Linked DNA regions of Homo sapiens: region 2 is linked to region 1. Evidence: read pairs that join two places in POLR2A ChIA-PET (ENCODE). Cell type or tissue: B cell. All regions are shown on one strand. Each heading gives the region's core, and the rest is flanking DNA. Links, peaks and the distances in the headings are about the cores only.

Region 1 (2,913 bases), core at 270-2,769:
TTCTTACCATTGGTAGGAACTAATTTTTTTGGAGAGCAATTTGGCAATATCAAAATACATTTAAATGTTATGTCAAAAGTTACACACTTTTCTACACAAGTACTTTTAAAGGAAATATCCACCAGCAGGGAAGCAGTGAATAATCAGTGGAAATCCATACAACAGACTATAATTCAGTTTTCAAAATGGTTGAACAATATTCAAAGCAGTACAAGCACTTAGGGTAGGAGTAAGGTATACAGGATACTTTCACTTATTTACTTTTCTATTTTGGAACTGTTGGCATAAAGAGAAGTGGTTCTCATAAGCAAGGAAGATGGCACCCTGAGGTAGATGTACTGTCTTCATGCAGAGATGACTTGTCCAAAGGTTGTGGGCTCAGCAGGGATTCGGACCCAGATCTGACTCCAAGTCTAAGTCTTTTCCATCATTGGATGCTCCCCTATCCCTACTCTACAACAAAGCTGAGAGACAGGAACTCTCTGTACTATACACAGTCTTAGCACAGGCAACTATGCTATCTGCCTGAAGATGCTTAGACTCTGGCTTAACATAAAGTCCTTTTAACTCATGGAGATGTGACAATATATCCAAATGTACCCACCACCAATATCATCGTATCAGACTAATGCACATGAATATATTGCCCAGTTGTAGAAAGGACTAATTGGGCCGGGCACAGTGGCTCATGCCTGTAATCCCAGCATTTTGGGAGGCTGAGGCAGACAGATCACCTGAGGTCAGAAGTTCAAGACCAGCCTGGCCAACATAGTGAAACCCCGACTGTACTAAAAATACAAAAAATTAGCCAGACATGGTGGCATAGGCCTGTAGTCCCAGCTATTCAGGAGGCTGAGGCAGGAGAATCACTCGAACCCGAGAGGCAGAGGTTACAACGAGCCGAGATCACACCACGGTATTCCAGCCTGGGCGACAAAGTGAGACTGTCTCCCAAAAAAAATAAAATAAAAAAAAAAAAAGTCGGCAAGGGGTGGGAGGAATTGATTTAAACAAGCCCATAGGAATCCTTAGTTCCAAAGCGCATTGCCAGCACAGTTCAAAAGTTCATAAGGCTGGGTGCGGTGGCTCACACCTGTAATCCCAACACTTTGGGAAGCTGAGACGGGTGGATCACTTAAGGTCAGGAGTTCAAAACCATCCTGGCCAACATGGTAAAACCCCATCTCTACAAAAAATACAAAAATTAGCTGGGCATGGTGGTGCGCGACTGTAATCCCAGCTTCTCAGGAGGCTGAGGTGTGAGAATTGCTTGAACCCAGGAGGTAGAGTTGCAGTGAGCCAAGATCGTGCCACTGTACTCCAGCCCAGGTGACAGAGCAAGACTGTCTCAAAAAAAAAAAAAAAAAGTTCATAAGATATTTGGCAGAGCTGTTTCAGACTAAAAACACTTTAACTCTCCCACTGGCCCATATGAAGACCAACCTCCTGCCACATGCATGTTTTTTGAAGGTGATGTAAGACCAACTGCAGGAAAGGGTGTCACTAAAGAAGAAAAAGAAGGGGGGGAAGCTCAGAGATGAATAAACCTTGAAATGAAAATCTGGCTGGCAAATAATGCGTCTGTATGTAAGCAAGGAGAGGTAGGGATGGGGTTTTTAAAAAATACAACATCCAATTCTTTGAAGAAAGATAAGGAAAATCCACCCCAGTATTCAGAGTAGAGAATGGAACCATTCAGGGGAAGGCATCTAGCCATAGGTGGACTCTAAAGAGCAGCCCTAGGGTTCCAGCTCAGCTGCTAAGGCCCAAAGACCACAGCAAGCTCACAAGATGATGCCTAATGTACATATAATTTCTACACTCAATTAGAAGCAGAATATGATTGCTGTTGCTATTTTTGCATTCAAAGTGGAATCACATGTTTGAATTAACCAACAGCAGGACAGAGACTTGCTACACATGGTATTGATTGTTTTCTCTCCTATTTCCTCCCACAAGAAACAAAAGGAGACCAGGAAATTGTGCACTAATGAAGCACACTCTATCCATTCACAGAGCCTGGGTAACATTAAGGGTGAGAAGCTGCAGATAATGGAGAAAGATCAGTGTCCAAACATTTGGGAGTGGAGGCGGGAAGAAGCAATGAAGCCATAGCCCGCCCAGTGTGGCCACTCCACAGCTAGAGTTCCCTGGAAAATTATCCAGCAGAGGGGAAATAACCATAAATGCTTAGGTTACAACTGACCCAGAAGAGTCCTTCCAAGCACAAAAGGCCTCCTCTTTTCTCTGCATTCATGCCTCCAATTCCCTGGCCTTCCCACCGCAGACACAGCACTCAACAGTCACGCCCACACCCTGAAGCTTCCTGGTCCCTCCCTACCTTGTGGGGGAAAACTAAGCATTAGTCTTCTCCACTCAAGGACTTGCTTCACACAGGTCTAGGTAGAGACTTCATAAGAACACATAAACTCAAAGCCTCCAGATTCAAGCAAGCCAAATTCAAACACTTGAAGGAAAATATGTTAACCAGCTAGCTGTGGAGGAATACAAGCCCTATCTGAAACCAAGAAAGGAAAGATATATCTTATTTAAAAGGAATCAACCTGTTAGAAAAAGCAGAATACAACCAAGCCCGGTAAGCAAGACCTCTAGCTCTACAGAGAAGTCCTCAGCCCTAAGGGCAATGTGGACAGAATGGTGCAGATCTACAGACCTGGTGCTTTCACTGTGGAAATGCCTCACACGCTGCCTGGTGGTGGAGTCCTGGATAAGGACTCTGGGGCAGATCACATTCCTGACACAGAAATGAAACACAGTAGTACTGCTTGGTGTCATGTCCCCTATCCACCAGAAATCTCAGGCAGATACAAACAGATTCGTGAATGAATATTAAAGTTCTAGAGATAATATCAACATCCAGAAGAGAAAAAGCAGCTCAGAACACAAGACTGA
Region 2 (2,913 bases), core at 147-2,646, 60 kb after region 1:
CTAGACAAGTCTGAAGCTATAATTTTTTTCTTTTTTTTTTTTTGAGGTGGAGTCTCGCTCTGTCCCCCAGGCTGGAGTGCAGTGGTGCCATCTCAGTTCACTGCAACCTCCACCTCCCTGGTTCAAGCAATTATTTGCCTCAGCCTCCCAAGTAGCTGGAATTACAGGCGCCCGCCACCACGCCGGCAAATTTTTTGTATTTTTAGTAGAGATGGGGTTTCACCATCTTGGCCAGGCTGGTCTTGAACTCCTGACCTTGTGATACACCCACCTTGGCCTCCCAAAGTGCTGGGATTACAGGCGTGAGCCACCATGCCTGGCCAAATAATTTATGTATTTAATTAGTGCCTATGTTTTGTACAGAGCTGTGGTGTAAATACTATCAAAAGTGGAACAAGGATACAAAACTAGAATGAGGTACAGTCCCTGAAGACAAACATAAATAATCAGCAATAGCATTCATTATTCCTTCCACAGGTGTTTCTAAGAACAAGGACTGCAATTCGATGGTATATAACTCAGCACTAACCTTTGGTATGGGTGGCTATGTCACAGAGTTATTTAGAGAATTTGCTCAAGCTAAATGAAGACAAAGACTTTGTGGGTGGGGCAAAATCTAAGTTGGGAGTGAAGTAGAAGGAGGACAAATATTTAAGGCATTATCCTTTGGAACTCAGGTAAAATACCACTTTCTTAGAAAGGCCTTTCCTGATTTCCCTATCTAGAACACCAACTACCTTCTACTCCGTCATAGTACCCTGTTACCCCATTTATTTCCTTTTGAGGACATTTTTTCTTTTTTCTTTAAAAAAAAAAAAAAACACCTAACGTAGCTATTAAGGTAAGCCTGGCTGGAGCTAGAATGCCTTGGTTCAAATCTGAGCTTTGTCACTTTCTAGTTCTATAATCTTTAATAAATTACTTAACCTCTCTGTGGTGTAAATATTATAAAAAGTGGAACAAGGGCCGGACGTGTGGCTTACACCTGTAATTCCAGCACTTTGGGAGGCCAAGATGGGTGGATCACCTGAGGTTGGGAGTTCAAGATCAGCCTGGCCAACATGGTAAAACCCTGTCTCTACTAAAAATACAAAAATTAGCCAGGTGTGGTGGTGCATGCCTGTAATCCCAGCTACTCGGGAGGCTGAGGCACAAGAATCGCTTGAAGCCAGGAGGCAGAGGTTACAGTGAGCCAGTAAGGTGAGATTGCACCACTGCACTCCAGCCTGGGCGATGGAGCGAGACTGTCTCGAAAAAAAAAAAAAAAAAAAAAAAAGAAAGAAAAAAGTGAAACAAGTATACAGAACTAGCATGAGGGGAAGTCTCTGAAGACAAACATAAGTAATTAACAAAATCATTCATTTGTTCCTTCCACAGGTGTTTCCTCAGTTCCTCAATAAAACTTGCTCATCAAGCAAGAAATTTTTGTTGAAGAGCTGGCTTAGGTTGTAACTATGGGACTGAAAAGGAAAGGGTAGATATGAACTAAGTCAAAGGCAGAATCAATAGGTGATGACAAAGGAGAGGAACAGTAAAAGTAATTTCAAGGAGAGAAGAGGAAGACGAGAAAATTCTGGGGATAATGAAACAAAAAAGGCAACCAATTATAATTGGGTAAAGAAAGAGTGAAAAAGCAAAAATGATCCCAAAGTTTGTTGCTTGAGGGACATGATAGAAGCTAGTGGGCTAGCATTAGTTAACTACTCCAGTGCGAAAAGGAGGAGCTATGTCAAATTCATGTTTAAAATGAGTGGGCAGCAGGAACACAGTTGTAGATGATTTGTTTTTAGAGTGCTAGAGGGATGGGCCCTAACAAAAGAATGTTGAAGGCGGACAAGATTTGGGTGTCTGCTCATTGTGCGCCAGGGCTGAAGTCATGGGAAGAAACCCCGTGAGGCTCAAACGCTGACCTGTAGGGAGAAGGACAATTTTCTTTAACACTTACAATGATGTTCTTATTGTTGGTAAAAGGTGCTTAATACATTGCTATCAAATGCCTTTTGGGGGATGGGGCTTTTCAGAAAAAAAAAAAAGCACTCATTCAACCCAAGGAACTGTATAGTAAAGGGGTACGTTTCTCAATTTTAACTTACCATGTATCTTTGAAAGGTAGAATGATGTGTTCCAAGTTGCTTTTATAAGGGGAAGCTTGGGTCATCTCCTTCCTAGCAAGGACATCTTGCTATTCAACTCACAATTGTCACCACTCCTCTTGTTGACACGGTTTCATAGCACTCTTCGTTCCAGGCTAAAGTTTCCTGTCATGATTTTTGGGCATCCTTTTTGAAACAGTTAGACATTCTGACCTGGCAAGCTACTGAGACCTTTTAGGATAGCTGGACTGTAGATAGAAATCTTCCAGGGAAGTAGGTGTGGGCAGGATGTGTGGTTTCCCTGCCTCTCATTTGAAGACTGATTCAATTAATTTTTTCATGAACAGTCTCCTACAGTAAAAGTTGCATTCAGAGTGTTCTAAGAGAAACTGGAAGGGACAAGCTAGCTACTCATCTTCTTCAGTTTGAGTTGGGACTGGCGCACTATCTTTCTGAATGTCACAGAAATGCACAGCAGGGAAATTGTGCCACCAGCCCCCTCTGCTAATGGGACCTTGAGGACTCAAATTAGCCATAACAGTAACACACAGCAGAGCATGCACTTGTTTACCAGAGTAATCTGAATGATCAGGAAGATGCAATAACACATGTCTCAGCCTGGCTCTGAATGAGTACACAGCAGCCTGAACCTATGAAAGATATAACATTTCTAAACTTTTGGTGATATAACACATACACATTCTTTCTCTGACATTCCAGGCTAACCACTGTCTTAAGTTAAGGCTCTGCAAAACATCTGGGACATATGTTTCTGGAAAAAATTATAGCATCTTTTCTACAATTCTCTCTGGTCTGATCT

The links. ChIA-PET counts read pairs that join two places held together with the same protein. Peaks named below come from ENCODE experiments on the same cell type or tissue, not always from the same donor. Only the 100,000 strongest peaks of a DNase experiment are listed, where the experiment ranks them.
Region 2: POLR2A ChIA-PET joins it to region 1 with 13 read pairs; 7 of 35 experiments call an interaction of 5 or more read pairs at or near these places.

Annotation. Positions count from the first base shown.
Region 1 is chr1:94,917,541-94,920,453 of GRCh38, forward strand. All of the region lies in intron 1 of CNN3 (calponin 3), which reads right to left. Among named protein-coding and RNA genes, the nearest start is that of CNN3-DT, 7.4 kb to the right of the region's middle. RefSeq lists an enhancer at 2,503-2,913. In B cell, for the core only: no CTCF peak of the experiment used is centred there; no DNase peak of the experiment used is centred there.
Region 2 is chr1:94,978,039-94,980,951 of GRCh38, forward strand. ALG14 (ALG14 UDP-N-acetylglucosaminyltransferase subunit) reads right to left here. Exons shown (of 4, transcript NM_144988.4): 4 at 1-2,913. Among named protein-coding and RNA genes, the nearest start is that of CNN3, 52 kb to the left of the region's middle. In B cell, for the core only: no CTCF peak of the experiment used is centred there; a DNase peak (open chromatin) is centred at 1,353; H3K27ac peaks cover 881 bases.